Linked DNA regions of Homo sapiens: all the other regions are linked to region 2. The links are chromatin contacts, found by Hi-C in ENCODE. All regions are on one chromosome and are shown on one strand. The core of a region is the stretch at or near the end of the contact, and the rest is flanking DNA. Distances in the headings are between cores, read along the strand shown. Region 1 holds the start of RPS6KA3 (ribosomal protein S6 kinase A3). Region 2 holds the start of SCML1 (Scm polycomb group protein like 1). Region 3 holds the start of MOSPD2 (motile sperm domain containing 2). Region 4 holds the start of CA5BP1-CA5B (CA5BP1-CA5B readthrough).

What was found. Hi-C counts contacts between places; a loop is a spot of excess contacts on that map. Pooled maps may share reads with other maps.
Region 1: a loop to region 2 is called in a map of CD4-positive, alpha-beta memory T cell, with 8 times the contacts of the local background. The contact joins the promoter of RPS6KA3 here to the promoter of SCML1 in region 2. A Hi-C loop is called at or near these places in 1 of 168 maps with a recorded cell type or tissue (CD4-positive, alpha-beta memory T cell), 1 of 37 single-sample maps with no recorded cell type and 9 of 50 pooled maps.
Region 3: a pooled map shows a loop between it and region 2 (15-fold over the local background). The contact joins the promoter of MOSPD2 here to the promoter of SCML1 in region 2. A Hi-C loop is called at or near these places in 6 of 50 pooled maps.
Region 4: a map of B cell shows a loop between it and region 2 (19-fold over the local background). The contact joins the promoter of CA5BP1-CA5B here to the promoter of SCML1 in region 2. A Hi-C loop is called at or near these places in 1 of 168 maps with a recorded cell type or tissue (B cell), 1 of 37 single-sample maps with no recorded cell type and 7 of 50 pooled maps.

Annotation. Positions count from the first base shown.
Region 1 is chrX:20,265,636-20,268,335 of GRCh38, reverse strand. It overlaps RPS6KA3 (ribosomal protein S6 kinase A3), which reads left to right and starts at 1,427. Exons shown (of 22, transcript NM_004586.3): 1 at 1,427-1,772. The coding sequence starts at 1,704. RefSeq lists silencers at 651-945, 1,367-1,586, 1,707-1,966.
Region 2 is chrX:17,736,098-17,738,797 of GRCh38, reverse strand. SCML1 (Scm polycomb group protein like 1) reads right to left here and starts at 1,305. Exons shown (of 8, transcript NM_001037540.3): 1 at 1,118-1,305.
Region 3 is chrX:14,872,098-14,874,797 of GRCh38, reverse strand. It overlaps MOSPD2 (motile sperm domain containing 2), which reads right to left and starts at 1,377. Exons shown (of 15, transcript NM_152581.4): 1 at 1,261-1,377; 2 at 1,040-1,109. The coding sequence starts at 1,269. It overlaps FANCB (FA complementation group B), which reads left to right and starts at 1,729. Exons shown (of 10, transcript NM_001018113.3): 1 at 1,729-1,812. RefSeq lists a silencer at 1,410-1,639.
Region 4 is chrX:15,674,010-15,676,709 of GRCh38, reverse strand. CA5BP1-CA5B (CA5BP1-CA5B readthrough) reads right to left here and starts at 1,252. Exons shown (of 12, transcript NR_160544.1): 1 at 932-1,252. It also overlaps a transcript of CLTRN not described here and the pseudogene CA5BP1. RefSeq lists enhancers at 1,177-1,296, 969-1,587, 1,820-2,323.

The sequences.
Region 1 (2,700 bases), core at 178-2,677, 2.5 Mb before region 2:
CGGGATGCCTGGGCCACGGCCTGAGGGTTTGAAGGGACAGGCCGGCTCGGAGATCTCCCTTTGCTTTTTCTCTTCCCCTCGCTGGGCGACTAGCCAGGGGCTGCAGTAGCTTTCCACTCAGCCCTGCGACTTTTACACATTTCTGCCCGGGCGCACTTAGCGCGCAGCGGCTCCTGGCGCAGTGAACACAGGGTCGAGTCCTCTTGGGACGCACCCCGGACGCCCAGGCCTTCCCCCCAAAGCTCTCGCCGTCCTGTGGGGCTCCGTCGCCGTCGGGGCATTGGGTTTCCTTAATCCAGGGCTTCCCCATCTTGGGCAGGAGGAGGAGTCAGAACCCCTCCCCTCCCTCTGTCCCCCTCCTCCTCCTCCTCCGCCCACGGCCAGCCTGATTTTTAAATCTAATCTCTTATTTAAAGTCAACAGAGGAGCAGGAACCCCGCGCTCCTGCCTACAAGATATTTTTAAATAATTCTCCAACCTCTACCGAGAGGGACAGCCTTAAGGAACCTCCCTGTTTTCCCCTCTTGAAGATTTAGGTAGCAGACGTGGGGCGGGGGGCAGCGGTTCCAGGGTCGCAGCTGAAGGCCGAGAGCTCTGCGCACTTGGGGAGGAGAATTTGGGCTGGGGGCGGTGCGGGGGAAGCGACTAATACAAGAGGAATTAATCCCAAATAGCCACAATTTAACAAAAGAGCGTCAACTTGAAAAGACTTGAATCAAACCGGGAGCCGAGCCCCCAGGAGGCTCCTAGGCACGAAGCCTCCCTTGCCTCCGTCGGGGGAGATGGGGGGCAGGTGATTTCCCAGCATGTGACCCTGAAGAGGGAGGGTCTTGGGCCATTACGGGATGCGCCCAGAGACTAGGCGCGTCCGCACGCACGCACCCCCGGAGGAGACAAGCCGAAAAGACACTCCGCACCCCTCCCCGGGTCCTTGGCTCGGGACTGCGCCCCCGGTACTTTGCCCACCTCCCTCCCCAGCTGGGCGGGGACCACTGTTCTCCCTCATTCCCAAGGAGCCTCCGACCTCCTTGGACCCTTGGCGGTGAAAGGCTCCCAGCCTTCGCCCCTCCTGCCTTTCCCATTTCTTTCCCCCGCCTCCCGCCGACGCCCCCAGATCTGTTGGGCTCGCCCTTCCTGAAAGTAGGCGAGGCCCAGAAGCTGAGGTTGGGGCGCAGAAGGAGGGGGGTGGGAAGAGGGAGGAGCGGAGCGCAGCGGCCGGGGGCGTGTCTTCCACTAGCCCAGCCCCTGGGTGCGCGCGGCGGTGGTGGCGGCGGCCGAGCCTCGCTTTGAGAGACAGGTATCGCTTAGGCGCCATGTTGTGAGCGGAAGTGGGGGAGCGCGCGGCGGTCGCTGTTCTGCTGGGAGCGGGCGCGGGAACCGGCGGGGGGGGCGGAGCCGTAGTCCCGGCGGCGGAAGGAGGAGAGGAAGAAAGGGGCGAGACCCGGTGCCCAGCGGAGGCGCGAGGCTCTCGCTCAGCGCGCGGGCGTCTCTGGCCAGGCGCGCGGCTTTCGGGCGGTCGGCGTCGGCGTCGAGCCCTCTCTGGGGCCGCCGCCGCTGCTGCTGCTGCTGCCGCTGCCGCTGCCGCTGCCGCCGCCGCCGCCGCCGCCGCCGCTGCCGTGGGGCTCGGGCGGCGACGGAGCGGGGCCGGCCGTGGGGCGGGCGGGGAGGGAGGAGGCGGTGAAGGCGGCGGGCCGGGGGGGAAGATGCCGCTGGCGCAGCTGGCGGACCCGTGGCAGAAGATGGCTGTGGAGAGCCCGTCCGACAGCGCTGAGGTGAGTGCAGCAGGGCGGCCGGGGCCGGCGCATCTCCTCCTCGCGCCCCCGCCGGCTCGCTTCGCTCCCCGGAGCTGGCCACTCGGCCCGTTCTGATCCCGCTCGCGTCTTTCCCCCGGGCTCAGGGTTTTGGTTTGGGTTGTTGGGGTGGGTCTATTGGCCGGTCTGTCTGTTCCTTCCATCCTCACCCTCACCTCCTTCCCTCGCTCGGGGGGCTGCCAGTGTGGTGGCGCGTGGGGTTTGGAGTGGGCGCTGGGGCTTTGCAAGAAGCCAATTTTAATCAACTTTGCGTGGGGGAAGCGGGAGGCGGAGCGGGGGCCGGCGGGGAGTTGGGAAGTTTGGCCCAGCCGGGTCGGGGGCTTTCCCGGACCTTGGCGACTTTGGGAGATGAGGGAGGGGTAGGGATCGGGTTCACCGGGGAGCAGGGACTCTCGAGTCCAGCCGAGGGAGGGGCTGCTGCGGGGAGACCGGCGCGCGGGGCACGGGCGGCGGCGACCTGTGGGGGTTTCGGGTAGGGGGTGCAGGGTTTTGCCTCCCCCTCGTCTGCCGCAGCGGTTTCTGCTGCTGCAAAGAAGAAAGCGGAAGCCTAAGGTCCCCTACCCCCTCCGTTTCTGAGGTCGCAGAGCTAGACCCCCGTCCCTGTGAGTTTAACTTGAGTTTCCTGTCCATGGAGGTGAGAGGGTGATATTCAAGGAGATCAGCGGCCGCCGTAAAAGGCTTTCTGGTTTTCCTCGCCCGGGATCTGGTGACCGTCCCTGAGTCACCCATCCTAGTGCCCAAAACCCAAACAATATACCCAAACAGGGCAAAACAGAATTTCCCCGGGCGCATCACTACACCGAGCTTTCCTGAACCGCCCCTATCCCAGAACAACTCGGGGTCTGCGAAAATAATCCAGACAAGACCCGTTCCAAGGTATCACCGCTCC
Region 2 (2,700 bases), core at 56-2,555:
CTCTTGATAACATAAGAACAAGAGGCCGTCTGATTTTCTAAAAGACTTTTTTTAGACATTAAAGACATTTTCAAAAGTCGTAAATATTCGCTCCGGAGGCGCAAGGCTTTCACCTGCCATTAATTCATCAGATAAGGCACAGCTCACAATGAGGCGCCACTCCCACCGGGACCACTTTGAGGAACACACAGCAAAACGCTCTGTTTGTTTTAAGAACAATCACTTTCTAAACCTTCCTGCGGGACTCTCAAAGGCAGCCCTTCCTTTGCCGCCAGAACCGCATCCCATCGCCCAGCACTTGCCGCAGGCCGGACAAGTGAGGCCCAAAAGGGCACCCAGCCCACGCCCCGCTTTAGAAAACACCGCGCGGCAAAGCTGCTTGGAAAATCGCTATCTTTTAGTCAACCTGAAGCCAGTTTGCCGCACTCGGGGAGAGCCGGGGAGAGGAGGGAGGGACGCGATCCGCCACCAACCAAATCAGGGCCTTTCCTGTTAACGACCACGCGGCAAGGGGGCCGGGCCCTCGCACGCCTCGACGGCCTCCCCCACTCCAAAGGGACTCCGATTTCGCAGGATCTCCCGCCTCCCGCCTCTGCTCCCAACACCCTACGTTTTTCTCTTCCTCCTCATTTACGTATTTACAATAAAACAGCGAAGCTGCACAGTCTGTCTCTAAATCAAACGCGGTTACCATCAAAGCCTCAGACTCTATGTCTCAACCGCAAAAGGTCTGACAGGAAATCAACTCGGGAGTTTGTCAATTCTTTAAACTCAAAGCTCTGTTAACGAAATCTGGATCCTTCCTCGCTCCCCACCTGCCTCCCCTGACAGGAGAATGACTGTAAAAGGATCCTGTCGTCCCCGAAAGTCAGCACCAAGCACTTCACAAATTGTCAAATCTCAAAAGCTTACACGCGCGGGCACTCCGGAAAGGCTGTGGGGACCACCCAAAGCACCCCCCTCCACACCGCGGCTGAAATTGGAGGCTGCGAAGTCAAGACTCGCTCTTCCCCGCAAAGCAAACCCTCTCTCCTCAGGAGAGCCCCGGCCCCTAAGCCAAATCGTGTATTCCCGTGACGGAAAGTTCAAGGTGAGGAAAAAGTACGACTGGACAGACCTATTTTAGTGACAGAGCCTGTCACGCCGGCCTCCGGAGGTCGCGGTAAAACTGCTCGCAGTAGTCCTGCCTCTCCGATGGGCGACAGCTGTGACCGTTAGGCCACTCGACGCTTCGGAAAGGTCCTGGCACCGGAAACCGGGCCTGGTCACGCGCACGCGAGACCAGTGATGCCCTGACCCCTGAGTGGATCAGAGAGCTCCCGCGACGCCGAATTCCCACACTCGCGGTTGGGGGGGGGGGGGGGGGGGGGGGGGGCGGGACTACCCGCTGACCAATCGGAGTCTGGCCACTGACAGGCGTCACCGTTGATCGGCCAATCCGCGGGTGCTCTCCCAGTCCTTGGGTGAGGGCGGGAATTTGCTAAGGAGATGGCTGTGGGGCGGGGCCGAGGGCGGGAATTTGCTGAGGAGATAGCTGTGGGGCGGGGCCGAGGGCGGGAATTTGCTGAGGAGATGGCTGTGGGGCGGGGCCTCTTACCTCAGGTTTTCCTTCGCAAGACCCGCAGGATTGAAAATGGACGTTAGGCCTTTCAGAGACTCGCGCGCTGAGTGGTTTCTGCGGCTGCGCAGGAGGCTGGCGCGCATGCGCAACCCTTCTAGTGGCGTTGTAGTTAGGGACGTGGTGTCCCCCCTTCGTTGTTGGGGTGTCCGAAGCTTTTTTTTTTTTTTAATGTGATCCCGCCCCTCCCCCGCGCTCTGTGACGCACCAGAGACGTCGTCGTAAACTGGGTTTCCTGGACGCACGCCAGTGATTGACTTGGAATGAGGAGAGGGGCGGGGCCTTAGCAGTTGCCCTGAGCCAGGTCTGGTAGGAAGGGCGAGGGGGGCCAGGGTGGGGGGCGGGCAAGATATTTCCAGTCTCCAGCACCCACAAGTTGGACTGGGGAACTAACGCAGACCTTGAAGGCAGATTTACTGGATTGGACCCCCAGCTCCAACACAGTCCTCCTATGGCCTTAGGCAAGCCAAGTAACCGCTTTGTGCTTCGGTTTCCCCATCTGTAAAATGGGTATAATATGGGGACTACATGAGTTAATGTATGCAAAGCACTTAGAACAGTACCTGGCATAGAATTTTGCTATTGTAATAAAGGCTATGTGACATCATCTAGTGGCATATAGTCTTACATACTTATATCGAGGCTGCTCATCTTGGGAAGGAGACACAGTCTGAGTAATTATCAGAAGCAAAGCAGGCAGATATTTCAAAGTAAAGCTATACATCTTTTCTTGGCCCAGAGAGGAGCTACAAAGAAAGTATACTGGACGTTGGAAATGTATCATTTTTCCTCTCAAATACGAAGCTAGATTAAAGCCCATTATAGATATAGTATATGTTTTTTTTTTGTTTTTGTTTTTGTTTGAGACGGAGTTTTGCTCTTGTTGCCCAGGCTGGAGTGTAGCGGTGTGATCTCGGCTCACTGCAACCTCTGCCTCCTGGGTTCAAGCGATTCTCCTGCCTCAGCCTCCAGAGTAGCTGGGATTACAGGCGTCTGCCACCATGCCCAGCTAATTTTTGTATTTTTAGTAGAGACGGGTTTCACCATGTTGGACAGGCTGGTCTATGTTCTTTTTGCTCCTA
Region 3 (2,700 bases), core at 128-2,627, 2.9 Mb after region 2:
GTATGAAAAGATTTACTGACAAGTATTTGAAACCGATTTCCATATTTGTTCTATGTCATCAACTGATGTATAATCTAGGATGGTTTAAAGTTGCAGGGAACCTCTGCTGAGTACTAGTCAAGATGTAGAAGCTTAACTCCTTTCACAGTAACCAAAATGACAACTGAGGCAAAATATTCACTGAGAATCCACTATATTTTAAGACATGCTAGATGGTTTATGTTTTTTTAAAAAATTTAATCCTACTAACTTTATTATTTGCACTTCACAGATATGAAAACGGGCTCAGAATAGACAAGTAAGCTATGTAGTGGCAGGGTTAGGATTACAATCAATCTTAAGGTAGGCAACATATAAATCCTTATTTAATTCCATATTTACAATAAGTTATTCCGTATGTTTTACAAAATTACTGTACAAGCATTAAATATTCAGTTAAGTACCTGACAACTCAAGTATCTGTGACATCTGGACACAGAATGTTCAACCAATAAATCAATTCTGGACTCATAGGTACTTTGCAAGATACAGTTTGGGATAAGAACTTGTTCCAGCATTGGAGGGCCTATTTTGTGGGTAGCATGCTGGGTTGTATGAAAGCCAAATCAAACAAAATATCCAAGGAATTTGTATACCCAATTAAGTACACATCAATAGTATTATGGCAGTTTCCAGGTACATTTTCGCTAGTGTTGCTGGTGAAAGGCCAGCAGTGGAACCGTGGACTGGACAATGTCACCCGTGTTGTGGGCCTAACAAGTATCCTGCAAGTTCCATAAACACGAGGGCATGCTAAAAACTTAACCGATTTCCAACTTACATTAACCCTTTAAAGGGAGCATGGGACACACCACTTGACCATTTGAAGCAGTGCACACGGCTTGTCATGGAGAGGAAAACCTTTGAGACGTGCCCAGCATCATTCCTGTGAGGGTCGAAAGGGTCCCTAACACCTCCCACAAATACACTCACAAACACTCCAGCAAAGTTGGGGATGCTCACTGCACACCTTTCTTAATACCTGGAACAGAGTACCCACCTGTCACATACTCAGCTTCGAACCTCCTCCGGGTCTCAGAGATGAGCTTGGCTTTATTCTGGGCGTGATTCTGGATGGGAGACACGATGGGACCTTAGATACTACTTGCATCAACCCGCTTACCCTCAACCCAGCCCACCTGCACACGGGCGCTCGGTCCCCGGGCCTCAGAGGCGGCTTCCGGGTCCGGGGGGCCAGCGGCGGTGCAATAGGCTCCTCACCTCTGCCATGATCACCGTCGTGGATGTGATTGCGGTTGTCGCCGTCGCCCGTTCTACCGTCGCCGACCGAGTATCTCATCACCCGGCAGTCCCGCCCAGAGGTAGACAGAGAAGGGTGGGAGGGGGAGGCGGTCGCGTGACACCGGAAGGCGGACAGAAGCGCCGCCGCACCGCCCAATCCAATGCGGACGCCTGGGTCTGGAGGCGGGACCAGGCCCTCAGCCTAGGTCCCATTCGATTCTCGTCTGGCCTCGCCCCGCGACATCCCCCGCACTGCGGTCCCGCCCCCGCCAGCCGCGAGATCGCCGGCGCTTCCCCCGCGGAGCTCCGCCCTAGAGAGCTCGCGGGCTCTCTGCTTTCACAACACTCCCCAGGGCCCCGCCTCCTCAGCCTCCCTTGGCCACCTCTCCTGGCTGGCTTCTAGGCTCCGCCTCCTCTGCGTTCGACGCAGCCTCCGCCCGGCCTCCCAGGATGCAGCGCGCTGGCGGGAGGTTTGGAGCAGATGGATACCGTATCGACGTGGGGCCTCCGGTATGTTGCCGCTGCGTTGAGGTAGGATGGGGCTGGCGAGTCTTCCCTTCCCAGGACTTCGCAGAGGGGGCGATGGGGCTGGATTTCCTCCCCTTGTCCCCGCATTGCGGGAGAGAGGGAAGGAAGCGGGCATCCCGAGACCTGGGTCTGTCATTCCTTGCAATGATAATTGGATTTTAAGTGCTACATTCGCTTGAAGTTTTTTTCATCCCTTCAGTATCCTTCCAACTTGGAGTGTGAGATGCTTAATGAGCAAAATATCTCTGAAATCTTTAATCTCAAATAATTATATAAAGTTAAAAAAAGCGTGTTTCGGCTTATTAAGGTAGTTGTGTTCAGCCGGGGGGGTGGGGGGGTGTGTGTGGGGGGGGCGGTTTTACCACCCAGGGGACCTTTGGCAACCTCTGGAGACATTTTTAGTCACCACTGCTAGGGGCCGGGGGCAAAAGAGATGCTCACTGGCTACTAGTGGATAGAGACCAGGGAAGCTGCCAAACATCCTCCAGTGTACATGAAAATTCACAACAGTTATCCAGCCCAAAATGTCAATAGTGTCAAGGTTGAGAAAGATTTAGATTTAAAGGGACTGGAACAAATTTTATTCGTCAGTTAAAAACAATTGAAAGAAAATAGTTGCGCATACAATATTGCCTTTTTTAAAGTTGAAAGATACTGAAAACTACAAACAAGTTGTAAGAATAGTCCCCCATATTTCCATCAACCGTAGTCATCCATGACAGAATGGCATGTTAGCATCTTTTGTCCTAGACTTTTAAATATATTTACATTTTTTATGGGAAAAAATGAACACATTGTTTAAACGTTGTTTGACTACATCCTTAAAAGATATTTCAGATATAACTAAAGTCTCCTTCTACCTCTACTCACCTATCCTGGACACTTCCTTGT
Region 4 (2,700 bases), core at 3-2,502, 2.1 Mb after region 2:
GAAGACAGGGGAGGTGGGGTGAACTTTGGTTCATTGTGAACTCTGATGCAGGCTATGAATAGTGACTCCTCTGAGAGATGCGCGGGGCAGCATCTTACCAGAGATTTCTGACTATTCTCCATACTCCAGCAAGACTTTCAAAGTGCATAGTGGAAATGGTCAGATTATCAGTAAAGAAGAAGGGGAAGCAGAAAGCAATGTGGTATTCAGTGGCTAATAAGGAGCATATAAACAAATTAAGGTTTACGCATCTTCGTTAAGTCATTTCCCAAGCTTTTCCAGCAAAAGTAAATGTGAGAGAAGTACACAGATATTAATACTAACGCGTTTCCAGCAGCCTCAGAGCAGCAGCATTTAACGCTGAATATCACACAGAATCCCAGCCACCAAGAATGTCTGCATTTTGGAGGTTCCTCTCCTCCGGCTCTGGGGCAAGGCACAACAGAAAAACTCAGATTTGTCCAAGGGACACAACTGTGCTTTTGATCTACTCTGGGGTGGCTGTGTCTGTCCATAGCCCCTAGCATAGTCAGGTGGGAATATCAACAATGCAGACCCGAGGGAGTCCCAGCTTGCTGCTCCTTGGTTTCTGGACACTCCTCTCATCCCGCAATGTCTCTGGGAAAGCTGTTCTACTTTTTAATAGACAGAATCCTAAAAGGATGTCTGGTGATCCCCATAGCGGAGAAAGAGGGCTAGAGTGGGGAAGTGGCTATTTCCCCGCCGCCAGCCTCCCACTCCCATTCCTCAGAGAAGCCCCGCCAGGGCCCCGGCCAACCTCGCCGCACCAAAAGCTTCTCTGGCTCCAGGGCCGATAGCGGCACGCGGTCATGTTTGCGGCAAGTGGCACAGTTCCTGCCCTCTCAAGCAGACCACGCCCTGCTGCTGCCCACGCTCCTTACTGCCGCCCGCCCTTACCCGAACGACTTACCTGAGCCAGAACCTCCTCGTTCGCTCCCGGTACCCGAGGATCCCGCACGCGGCCATCTTGGCCACGCCCCCTCACGTTTAGCCACGTCCCTACGCAGCAAACGTCATTTCGTCATTCCAGGTTACGCCCCTATCAGTCCCCATTCTGTCCCCGACCCAGGCTGAAATCTCGCCCTGGCCACGCTTCCCCAGCGCCGGAGTCCACACCTGCTCTGCGCTCTGGCTACACATCTCCTGTCGCTGCCACGCGCCTGCACGCTAACTTGCCGACGCCTCTGCCCTCCGCCTGCTCCACCATCTTTGTTACGCCCCTCAGAGCAACAAGGCACGCCCACACGTAAGGACCGCGCCCCCCACGTTCGAGGCACGTCTCTGCGTTCCAACTACGTCATGTCCCTACTTCCCTTTTCGCGCCACCTCCCTTGCCGGTCACTACTCCGCAGCCCGCCTTTCCATCTGTGGCCACTTTTCCACCCTTCGCCCAGTGATCATCCAGTCACAACTAGTCTGCCTACCCCACCTCCCTCCCTTGGGCTCACGTCCCTACTCCGCCTGAGGCCGACCGTCCCGCGAATTCGAATTTCTTTTTTACACCCTTGCGACTACGCCACGCCTTTCACGTAAGGGCTAAAGTCAGCTCGTTCGGGCCACGCCCCTGCGGTACGCCTGGGTCACGCCTCTTCCGCTAAGCCTTGCTGCCTGCGCTCCTCACTGGCGGGGCCGTTCCCGCCGTGGCCGTTCCCACCGTGGCTAACCCCTTCCATTCTCTCGGAACAGGCAAGACCCCTCTGGTCCGCGTCACTTTTCTTACTGCATTCCACACCTCTCTTTTCTGGCCAGTCCTGGCCGTCCTCTCAGGCCACACGCTACAACCTTGTGGTCCTCATTGGCCACTCGCATCCTGCGCATGCGCACTTACCTACCTTCACTTCTGGTCACGCGTTAGGTTCCCAGGCCACCCACTTTTGGTTCCACTCTGGTCACGCCTCTCCCGCCAGTTGCACGCTCTCTGCGCTCCTTTTAGGTGCGATACTTGATCCCGGGAAGCCACGGAGGTGTTGGAGGGGCCCACCAGTCTCCAGAGAGGACTGTCCAGGTCCTGGAACCAGATGTCCGCGGCATTTATAGAGTGAAATGAGCCTGCGGATCTCTGATCCTCTCCTAAAAAGTGACTTTCTCCATGTATCTCCCAACTCTAAACACCACAACTCGTTAAGCAAAAACCGAGTAGGAAACAGAACTGATGGGCCAGTGGTGGAGCAATGTTCCTTCTAGCTAGGTTTCATGTCCTTTAACCCGATATGGAGATAAACTGGAACCGTGTTCCTTCCAGCCCATTTAAAGTCAGCGGACTTTAAATGCTAGGGAGATACATGGAGTAAGCACACTCCTCTACTTCCTGATGTGTCCTCCTGATGACTTTTCCTAGGCACTTGGTGCCCTAATGCTCTCTAGGTCCTGTCTAGACACCACCACATTCAGACCTCTGTTTGCAGCCCCCTGCTCCAAGATTACGCTTTTTTACTCCCTCCATTCGCAATTCTGGGTTCACAGGAAAAAAGTGAGGAGGTTATTACCAGCTTTTCTGTCCAGAAATTTCTGAACGGACATTCTTAGAGGATGGACACTTTCCATTAGCCATTCATTCATTCATTCATTCAAGACAGATTTATCAAGTACTATGTTCCAGTAAGAAATAAGACAAGAGTCAAAGAGATCACAGACTGAGCTTCCCCAACTCAAGTTTAGATGGCACAAGAATTGAGAAAA